Regions from separate parts of the Mus musculus genome. Here region 2 is linked to region 1. A link is a contact called in ENCODE Hi-C or POLR2A ChIA-PET data. All regions are on one chromosome and are shown on one strand. Each heading gives the region's core, a stretch centred on a gene start or an enhancer-like site at or near the end of the contact. The rest is flanking DNA. Distances are from core to core; before and after follow the strand shown.

What was found. A loop is a pair of places that touch in the nucleus more often than their neighbours do. ChIA-PET counts read pairs that join two places held with the same protein, here RNA polymerase II (POLR2A).
Region 2: POLR2A ChIA-PET joins it to region 1 with 18 read pairs in Patski. The contact joins the enhancer-like site here to the promoter of Map3k5 in region 1. A Hi-C loop is called at or near these places in 1 of 37 maps with a recorded cell type or tissue (left cerebral cortex). POLR2A ChIA-PET finds 5 or more read pairs at or near these places in 1 of 5 experiments (Patski).

The regions. Positions count from the first base shown.
Region 1 is chr10:19,932,820-19,937,893 of GRCm38, reverse strand. Map3k5 (mitogen-activated protein kinase kinase kinase 5) reads right to left here and starts at 3,368. Exons shown (of 30, transcript NM_008580.4): 1 at 2,820-3,368. The coding sequence starts at 3,288.
Region 2 is chr10:20,102,702-20,107,507 of GRCm38, reverse strand. Map3k5 (mitogen-activated protein kinase kinase kinase 5) reads right to left here. Exons shown (of 30, transcript NM_008580.4): 18 at 3,243-3,348. Among named protein-coding and RNA genes, the nearest start is that of Map7, 66 kb to the left of the region's middle. Within about 2 kb of position 2,657, at least 1 of the 3 ENCODE cell types and tissues checked has a DNase peak (open chromatin) inside an H3K27ac peak, as active enhancers do.

The DNA.
Region 1 (5,074 bases), core at 2,119-4,618:
CAACCATCTATCTACTCCTCTAAAAGTCTGAATTGACTCACTCAGTATTACAGAAGAGACTGGACCGGAATCCAGACCCCAAAGCCCTTGTTACGATATTCATGCTTTCTCTCTTTCACAAATCCATACAGGATTCAGGGGGAATCTCTGACATGCGATTCAGTTCTCTCCCCACTCCTACCCTGGTGAACTTTCCAGATAAAGAAACTCTACTGTAAGGCACAGAAGGCCTTTCTCGTGAGTATATGACCCAGTGCATAACTGGACACTCAGTTTCGCCAGGAGGGGCCATGCTCTTCTCAGTGCCCAGCAAGGACTCAATCTCCACATGAGGTAGGGCAGAAGAGGCCAGCATGTTCCAGGGCCCCACAGTTAATATGCTTAGCCAGCCTGCAAGCTACCAACATCTATTAGTACAGTTTGCGTACCCACAGTCACGCTCTCTTGCTTGCTTGATTTGGTTTTTGTTTCTGAAAAAGAGAGTCTCATTGTGTGGCTCAGTGTGGCCTTTGACTCACTGAGGAGTCCAGGCTGACCTCCAACTATCAACGTACAATCATCTCTTTAAAGACTGTTTACAGCAGTTCTCACAGCTGAGTTGGAAACCTGTGTCAGACCTGGAAAACGTCAGAGTCTAGAATACTTTAACTATCTGGCCTCTGACAGAAAGCAAAACAGTTGGCCAGCTTTTGAGCAACAGTTGACCAGCCATTGGTGGAAGGAGAGCAATTACTCTCTTAGAAATCAGGGGAAACCCCAAACTGGCCTACTCCCGAGCCCAATGTCATCAGTTTAGAAAAACCAAGGGTTAGAGTGAACTGGCAACATCTTCTTTCCATCACAGCTAGCTTCACGCTGAGTAAGGTATCTTCTAGCTGGGCAGTGATTAGACTCAGGCCTTACTACGTTGGAAGAACCAGTGGGTTGGGAGGGTGGCCACTAACAGGGGAGTCCCCAGAGCATATCCTCTCCACTGTCCCTCACTGTACCTACAGGTCTCTGAAGATCCTGGCCAGCTCTTGAGCCCAGGATCTGAAAACCGAGTACTTCCCTTGATTCTAATAGCAAATGTGCTCTGCACAAAAGCAACCCCCACCCCCACCCCCACCCCCACCCCCGTAAACTTTTAATGCCAGCACTGTGCAACGGCAAGCCACTGACTATGAGTCCCAGGGCCAGTCTCTTCTAATAAGTCAATAGTACTCTCATCTCAGGCCTGGTCATAGGCCGGAGTGAGACAGAGTTCACATGCCTGCTCTCCTCTACCCTCTCTCCTTTTGCAGAGATGGTATTTGGAGACTAACAGAGGACAGCTTTGTTAGGAAACTTTCCTTCATATTAGCTGAGGGTTTAAGACTTTTTTTTTTCTGGACTCCTAGGAAAAATAAGCCTACTCTATCATTGCAATAAAAATAAGCTCAAGTTCCTATTTGGCTTTTTTCCTCTCATATCATTTGGTTCTTTGAAGCGTCTTCCAAATTATAATCCAAAAATAAGAGTGCTATAATTTTTAGAAAAGTTATGTTTATGTAATTTTTATAACTAGCCACCCCAAGAACCAAGCTATAATATATTAAATTCATGTTCAGTTATGAAGACAGACTGTTTAAAAAATACCCAAACCAGAAAGTCTCAGTTTATTTAGTCTGGCTTTCTTAACATGAAGTTCTTCTTGTTCTTAAAATATTCAGCTTTGGCTGAATTCCAAAGCAGACATAAGCCTCCTTCAGGTGTTTTAAAGAGGCTGTAAGAGAATTAGATTGAAGTACAAAACCTTGTGATCACAAATGGGAGAAGCTCACTGTGTTTGAAGACAAAAACCAGGCTTCCCACCACCACGATTATAAAAATTAGCATGTCTATTTACTTGATCCCATTGGATTTCAGTAGCACACAACCATTCCTAACATTTGCTGACAGACGGCTGGCTAATTGCTTTAGTCATCAGAACTCTCTTAACAGTTTTTGAAATCTGAAATGGACTAAAAGGGAGACATTCCGGTGGATTACATTAACAATCACTTTAATAGTCAACCGAATCTGTCATTAAAATTGCATGGGAACTCTTTAAACCATGCCAAATTATAAACTCTTCCACTCACCACAGTATCTGAGGTAATTTTTTAAAAAAACAAACAAACAAACAAAAAACAAAACAAAAAAAACTGGTTCTTTGGGCAAGATTCTAACAAAGATCACACACATTTGGTGTGTTTCACGGTGCTTTTACTCCAACATATAGTTATTTGACCGTTCAAAGTAGTAAGAGAATGGGAAATTGAAGCCACCAAAACTCGAAGGTGAAATGAGTTGGGGAAGGTCAGGCCGCGCTTTGAAAACTCAAACGAAACTCTGCACACAGCTGGCTGCTTAGCATAAGGGCATTTCTGTACTCCCAAGACTGCACAGAGAACAGAACATCACTTCAGTGGGCCACAGGTGTGTGTTTGCAAAAGCAAAACCTACCCACCTCCTAACTGAAGAGAAGTGATTGAAGCAATTATTCGCAATGGTGGGAGGAAGTGTTTTTCCGAGCCTTGTACTTGGACCCAGGGTCTTCGCTGCCGGATAATGAATAAATCAGCGGAGGATCTCCCGCACAAATACAGTCACTTGCACCAGCACACCCTCAACTAGGAGCGGCCGGCCTGAATAGTCCTGCAACCACTCTTGCCGCTCTCAAGGTGAGGCGTGATGTAAATAGGAAGCTTGCTTCCCGCCCACGAAAAACAAAACAAAACAAAAATCCCCCCCCCCCCCCAACCAAGACAGCCAGGAGAAACCGGCTGGGCAAAGCAACGAGCCGAGCTGCCACTCACCTGCGTTGTAAAAACGGTCCAGCACGGCGGTTTCCCCGAAGTCCAGCTTCCCGAAATGCAGGGTCTCCAGGGTGGCGCCCACCGCCTCGCACGCCTCCCGCAGGCTCTGCAGGGCCTCGCTCTCCGCCACCACCAGCTGCCCCTGGCTCGCCTCATTGATCACATAAGCCACGGTGGTACGCCGGCCGCCCCCGCTGCCAGAGTTGCCCCGGCCTCGGGTGGCGCTGCTCCCGGGGGCGGTGGTAGGGCAGCTGGTGCCGGGAGCCGCCGCGCTCTCCACGTTCCAGAAACTGCCCGGCGGTGGCGGCGGCGGCGGCACAAGCAAGGGCTGCAGGCTCGGCTCTCCCTCCGCCGCCGTCGCCGCTCCTCCTCCCCTCCGGCAGCTGCCGCCCTCCGGGATGGTGCAAAAGCCCACGGACGCAAAGGGCGGCACGGAGAAAGTGATGCCCTCGCCGGCTTCGGTGCCCATCTCTGCCTGCCGGGCTGCCACGGCGGCGACCCCGGAGTCCCCAGCCCAGACGCACCGTCTGGCTAGCCACAGCTCCGGGCTGCTCCGCGCGCGCCGGGCTAGGCAGCTGCCATCGCGCGCCGCGCCTTCACCGCCCCGCCGCCGCCTCCGCTCGGGCGCCCTGTCCCCCGGGGCCACGCCGCTGCCCGGCGGCGGCTCGCCCCTCCTCGGCGCCTCCGTGGCCACGCCGCTCGCCCGCTGCAGGGTGGAGAGTCCACGGGGTGGGGACGCCGGCCGCGGCGAGCGGGAAGGGACAGAGCTTCCTCCTCTTGGCGGGCGGACGAGTCGGCGGCCAACCTGCGCAGCCCGGCTCAAGGGCGCCGCGCTCGGGGAGCCGCGAGCTGTCGCCTGCCGAGCGCGGGCCGGGCGAGGGCGCCCTCTGGGTGCCGGCGCTACCTGGAGAACACCTTACGCGCGGTGGGCGGGCTACCCCGAGCCGCGTCCCGGAACCTCCGTGGCCGCTCCCGAAAGGATCCGCCTCTCTGCTCCGCAACAGCTCCCTTGCACCGACTCCGTCTCCTCCACCACCACCTCCTCCTTCCTTCCTTCCCTTCCTCTTTCACCGGTTCGCCGCGCCCTCCGAGTCCCAGCGACCGTCTCGCAGCCGCCCGTCCTCTCGGCTACCCGCCTGTGGCCGCCCACTCGTTGCAGCACAGAGAGCCAGGGCCCGCCCCTGAGGAGGGCGCTGCTGGGAAGCTGCAGCCTGGACCGAACCCACTGCTCCGGGACCTCAGAGAACTGGGAAAGAGGGCTGAAACCCTGTGCGCGCCTCGCTGCGGGACGGCGCAAAAGAAGAGTCTCTAACCCGCACTGTCCCGGTCAGCCCGCCAGGCGTTTGCAGCGCTGGGCGCAGCCACCGCGCCTCGCTCGTTCTGGTCCGCTCGTGGGCAGCGCGTGGCGCTGGATGCACCGTGGCAACACGCGTGCCGAGAGGCGGGAGGATCCAACAAGCGCCCTACAGCCCAGGCCTCAAATGGAAAGTGGTTTATAAGTGACAGGGGCGCTAAATTTAGAAGTGGTCGGCTAAATTTATCGTGGCAGCCGCTGGTACTTTTCATTGTAAAATTTCCAGTTGCTTACGCTGTTATCGTTAATGAGTAATTGATTGGCTCCATTGCCGAATGACTTAATACTCTCATATATCATCTTAAAGTCACCCCTTCCTCAAAATGCCAGATACCTAAGATAGAAAATGCATGGGAAAATTATCATTCAGAGTTGAAAGAGAGAAGTTAACTTATTTCATTTTTTAAAACTGAACCATACACAAATGAAAAGGCTTGATTGCTTTAGTGTGATCAAAAAGCTCCCGCTTATTTTGGGAAGCAAAACCAGATGTGTAAATTCCCAGAGAACTCTCCCAGAATGCTGTAGGTCATGTCAGGAAAGCCAAGGCAAGCTGCAATACGTAAAGGATTTGGATTTCCTAACTTGAGGTTAGTAAGCCAAAATGTAAGAGGCAAAATGTAAATTGGATGTCAAACTCCCCAAAGCCTTACTTAACACAGTATTAAGTAAGGGGAATCTGGGGGCGAGGGACACATTCAGACCAGAACACTGCCCAATTCTTAAATTGTTACAGTATTTTATTGATAGTTTCCAAATAATAAGGTCCTTTTTGTGACTTTATTGTACTCCCCAAGCAAACTGTAAGTCTGGGAGATTCATCTGTCACTCCAGTTCCTTTAAAACAGTCACCTAGTTCATTTTCTACTGAGTAGCAAGGTAGCTTTCAGTTTATAAGCAG
Region 2 (4,806 bases), core at 1,408-3,907, 170 kb before region 1:
CTCTGTTTAAAACAAACAAACAAACAAACAAACAAACAAACAAACAAACAAACCCACCAACAAAAGATACCCAAGAATCTACAAAGGGGACTCTGATGCTTTCAAAGAAATGCTCAGATGTCTGAGGGGGACCCATGTGCCACACTAAACAATACATCATGTATTCAGAAGTCACACGGTGCCCCCTTTAGTTGTACAACTCTTCAAGTCTCAAGGGGACAAGCCCCTTGAGGATAGCGCTACAGATCAGCAGCACTGGGCTTACTGAACCTGCGTGCGAGCCCTAACGCAGACAAAAACAACTAGCATCGGGATTCTGCGAGCTATGATGAAAAATAAATCAAAAACTTCTGGTGCATGTGTTTCTGTATATGCAATATACACAATTCCTACTGTGGATCTCAGCAGAAGACTCTAACGCAGCGGGTCTCAATCCGTGGGTCGTGACGCCTCTCGGAGTCGACCAGCCCTTTTGAAGGGGTCACGTGTCAGATTCTGCATATCAGATGTTTACATTATGACCATAGCAAGATTACGGTTATGAAGCAGTAATGAAAATAATTTTAGGGCTGGTGAAATGGCTCAGTGGGTAAGAGCACCCGACTGCTCTTCCGAAGGTCCGAAGTTCAAATCCCAGCAACCACATGGTGGCTCACAACCATCTGTAACATGATCTGACGCCCTCTTCTGGAGTGTCTGAAGACAGATACAGTGTACTTACATATAATAAATAAATAAATCTTTAAAAAAAAAAAAAGAAAATAATTTTAGGGTTGGGGGGTGTCACCACAACACGCAAAAGTGTGTTAAAGGGTTACCGTTTTAAGAAGGTTAAGAACAACTGTTTAATGGATCAAAGACAGGTCAAGAACCCCGATTAGAGGTAAACTGTAAGAGTGGACATGAATGGACTGAGCAGGAGAGAGGAGGGGTGCTAGAGAGGGTGTGGTATGGTGTAGAGGGGAAGTGGAGGGAGCCCTCGGGCCTGGTTCTGGCCTTGAGGAAACTCTTTGCTCCCAGTGCCTGGTGAGGGAGAAGCAGGGTCTGAAAGGCAATGGGCTCCAAGGCAGGCCACACCTTGTGGGACATACAGGCTCTGGCTTTGTTTACTCTGCTTGGAAGCCACCGAGGGCTCTGGGAGACATTCTGGCTGCAATGTTGAGGATGGACAGGAGGGGCAGGAGTAGAAGCAGAGAGGCCATGTGAGGCGGCTGTGACAGGAGATCTCTGGCACTGGAAGGGTCATAGCCCGTCCCACTTCTGGACCGACATGCTTCCTCGATGGTCAGACTGCAGCGTGAGAAAGGGTGCCAGTGACAGCCAAAGTCTCGAGTGGCCCTCAGTGGCGAGAGACAGAGAAGAACGTGGGTGGGAAAGGTCTGAGGAGAAGGTAATTAACTCCACTTAGCATGTCAAGTCTAGCTCAAACCTCAGATCTATTACTAAACAGTTCTGTGACCTTGGGCAAGTTATTTAAACTCTTTGAACCTTAATGTTCTCACCATAAACCGGGATGATGTTACCTCCTGATTAGGGTTCATGTACAAATTTCAGTGTGTATGATGCACTGTGCACCCAAGCAAGGTATGCAGTCAGAGCAATAAACGATGACTCGCCCTGTCTGCCCCTCACCCAAATCAGCAGGAGCTGAAATCAAGCCAGGTCTTCCCACTACATTCACCAGAGCTGACGAGGTATCTTGACCTCTAGCCAGTCAGGACTACAAAGCCCACAGTGTTGAAAGGACCAAGACCTGCCTGCAAGCCATGGCTCTCAGATCAGCATGAAAGAGAGATCTGAGCTCCTTAGTCATACACTGTACACATCACCTTCATGTGTGGCCAGTGGGAGAGTTATAGGCTCAGGGCCCCGGTGAGGGCTCCTTCCCTACAGTGCCTTGTGGATTAAAGACAAATCTTCAAGATGAAAAGGAGGTATGAGATCAACATCCTGCCCACAAACATTGCAGAAGTAGGAATTATCATCTCCCAAGTCACTGAGTCTGGGCAACATCTAAATGGCTGCTTGCTAAGCTGAGAGAGAATGAGGAAAGAGGCGCAAACATGGAAGTTGCTCGTCGGTTGGAATTTATTTTAAAATACATCGTAAATATGGGTAATCCTGTGTCTGAAATACATTGTGTGGAGTCCAGGAGGTGGCGCAGATAGGAGGATCTGAAAGGCACAAGGGTTTCTCTCTCCTCCTTCCCACCTCCGAGGCCACCAGCACAGACTGCAGAGTAAGGGGGAGAGGAAGATGGACTGAGGTCTGCAGGCCAATGGCAAGAGCAAAGGTAGAGAGGAAACCCTGAGCTCCATCACAGACAAACTGCCCTGACCACCAGAGGTGTCTCCCACCTCTTTCCACTAATGTCCCACTTGCAAAATGGGGGCGCTTCTGTCTACCACAGGGGATTCAGAAATGGGGACATCTGGCCATTTTGCTTTACACTGAATCAAAGATTAGTCACTGACTCCTTAATTTTTTTTTTTAGTCAATCTCTAAATCTCTGGCCCTGCCCTCCTCCTCTAATAATAACAGAGCCCAATGCTCCTGGAGAGTTAGCATCAGAACATGGAACAGAGACATTCTGCAGGCTCGGTATCTAATGGGCAGTCATCCATCTGCTGGGCTCTGTTTTCCTCTTGGCTGTGTTCACCTTTTTGAAAACTGCTGTCTCCACCCTCCCAGGACTTGGCATCAGAGGCAGCTCAGTCACTGCGTTGCCCAATTTCTCATCTCCACCTCTTCCGAGTGGATGAGTCACTTCCTCTTTTCTGAATTGAAATCTTAGGGTTATTTATGTTGTGGGGGAGGGGAATTGATTCCTGGGAGAAAACAGACTAAGAAGGAGGGGAAACTGGAGCCCAGATAGGAAGTTGTTTGGGTATGAGTAAGAATCAGAGAGGCTGGGTGAGGGTATGTTTGTAAACAGCAGTCTCGTGAGGGTCAGAGTGGCTGTAAGCCAGTCAAGGGAAAAAAAAAAAAAAGGTCAGGAAACAAAAAGCAAGCATGCTGAGAGTGGGAAGTCACCTTCAGTGGTTTACACACAGGCTGAGCCACTCAGAACCCAGGAAGACAGGAGGGCAAGTCAGGCCCCGTACAGTTTTCCAGTGAGCATCAGGCAATCCCAGCATCAGTGTTTGTGAGAAACCTGACTTAGTTTATCTCTCACCTGACGCTGAGGCTCAGCAATTACATTCTTAATTATCCAAGATCTGTATCGTTCGGGAAAAGCGTACCTGTAAAGGTTTCGGTACATGGGTTTATGCCAGCAAGCCTCTTGGATGTCCCGAAGTCAGAGATCTTGAGCACACCACTGTAGGTATTAATCAATACATTGTCACCCTAGGGAAAGAATATTCCAATCAAAATGTTATCTTTTCACTGATGCTGTTTGTGGTTGACTTGAGCCTAATAAAAGTGCCCTTAGACCAAACAATGGCATTCATACTGTGTTCTTCAATAACAGTTTATCTCAGGAGAGAATTCCTTTCAATACAGAGTTCTTGATATAATTTTCATTTATGTTATCAGTTGTTTATAATCTTCTCTTCAGGTCACAGGCCAAACATGGCCCCCGAGGGAAAGTTCACCACAGTTTAAGCTAGCCTGGGTCACCTGTGGACAGTATCTATATAAATAACTTCCTTCACTTCCCAGGCACTCTTCTCTGTGGTGTTCCTTACTTTCTGTGGATTACCTAGGACATTTACGTTGGTTATAGGGTAGTGAGCAGGTGCATTAGAAACAAACACCTATAATACACACAGAACACTGCTGCCTGCTTAAAAGACCTTCAAAGTTTGGCATATGTCTCGGCTAACACGCTTGAAAACATATTTAAGAGAAACGAGTCACACAATCACTCCCGTTCTTCTAGGTAGCCCATAGTAATCTCTGCTCATTATCCTTCTAAGTTCTCAGTTCTGGCAGTATTATGTTCACCCTTTATCCCTTTGACCATGTGATCTCTGCCCCTAACATGATCACAGGATGGACACCTTAAGCCACATGTGCTCGAGCATGCGCACCTTCCAATATCAATATGGGTATGCACGGAGAGGCTCCACAAGAAAAATCCTCTCTGTTCAGGCTAGTAAAAAGTAAAAAACCCCAAAGTACAAAACCTCTGCTTGCTCTCAATAGTGAAATGCCCTTCTCTTTTAATCTCCTGGTTGCACTTTTTGGCTTTGTATTCACCAAAAGGTGAACTCATTTTGTTTGTTTACCAAAGGAACATACTTTAAGAAAGCCAGGCTTGGGCTGGAGAGATGGCTCAGTAGTTAAGAGCACTGACTGCTCTTCCAGAGGTCCTGAGTTCAATTCCAAGCTACCACATGGTGGCTCACAACCATCTGTAACGAGATCTGACACCCTCTTCTGGTGTGTCTGAAGACAGCTACAGTGTACTCATATAAATAAAATAAATCTTAAAAAAAAAAAAAGAAAAGAAAAAAGCCAGGGTCTGTCAAAACGTTATCATTTTTTGATAGTAGAAAACTCAGGTAGTACCCTGCAAGATACAGGGATAGAAAATGATTTTCCTAAGCAGGACTTCAATAATCAACAAGTGGGACCTAATAAACTAAAAAGCTTATTCACACCTAAGAAACAATCAAATCAGGAGGAAGCCCATAGTTAGGAAGAAATCTTTGCCAGCTATACATCTGATAGAGGATTAATATATAGAATACATAAAGAACTCAAAAATCAGAGTCAAAGAACACCAAAGGACCAATTCGTAAATGGGCTTGGGATATGAACAGAGTTCTCCAAAGAAGAAATAAAAATAACTAAGAAATA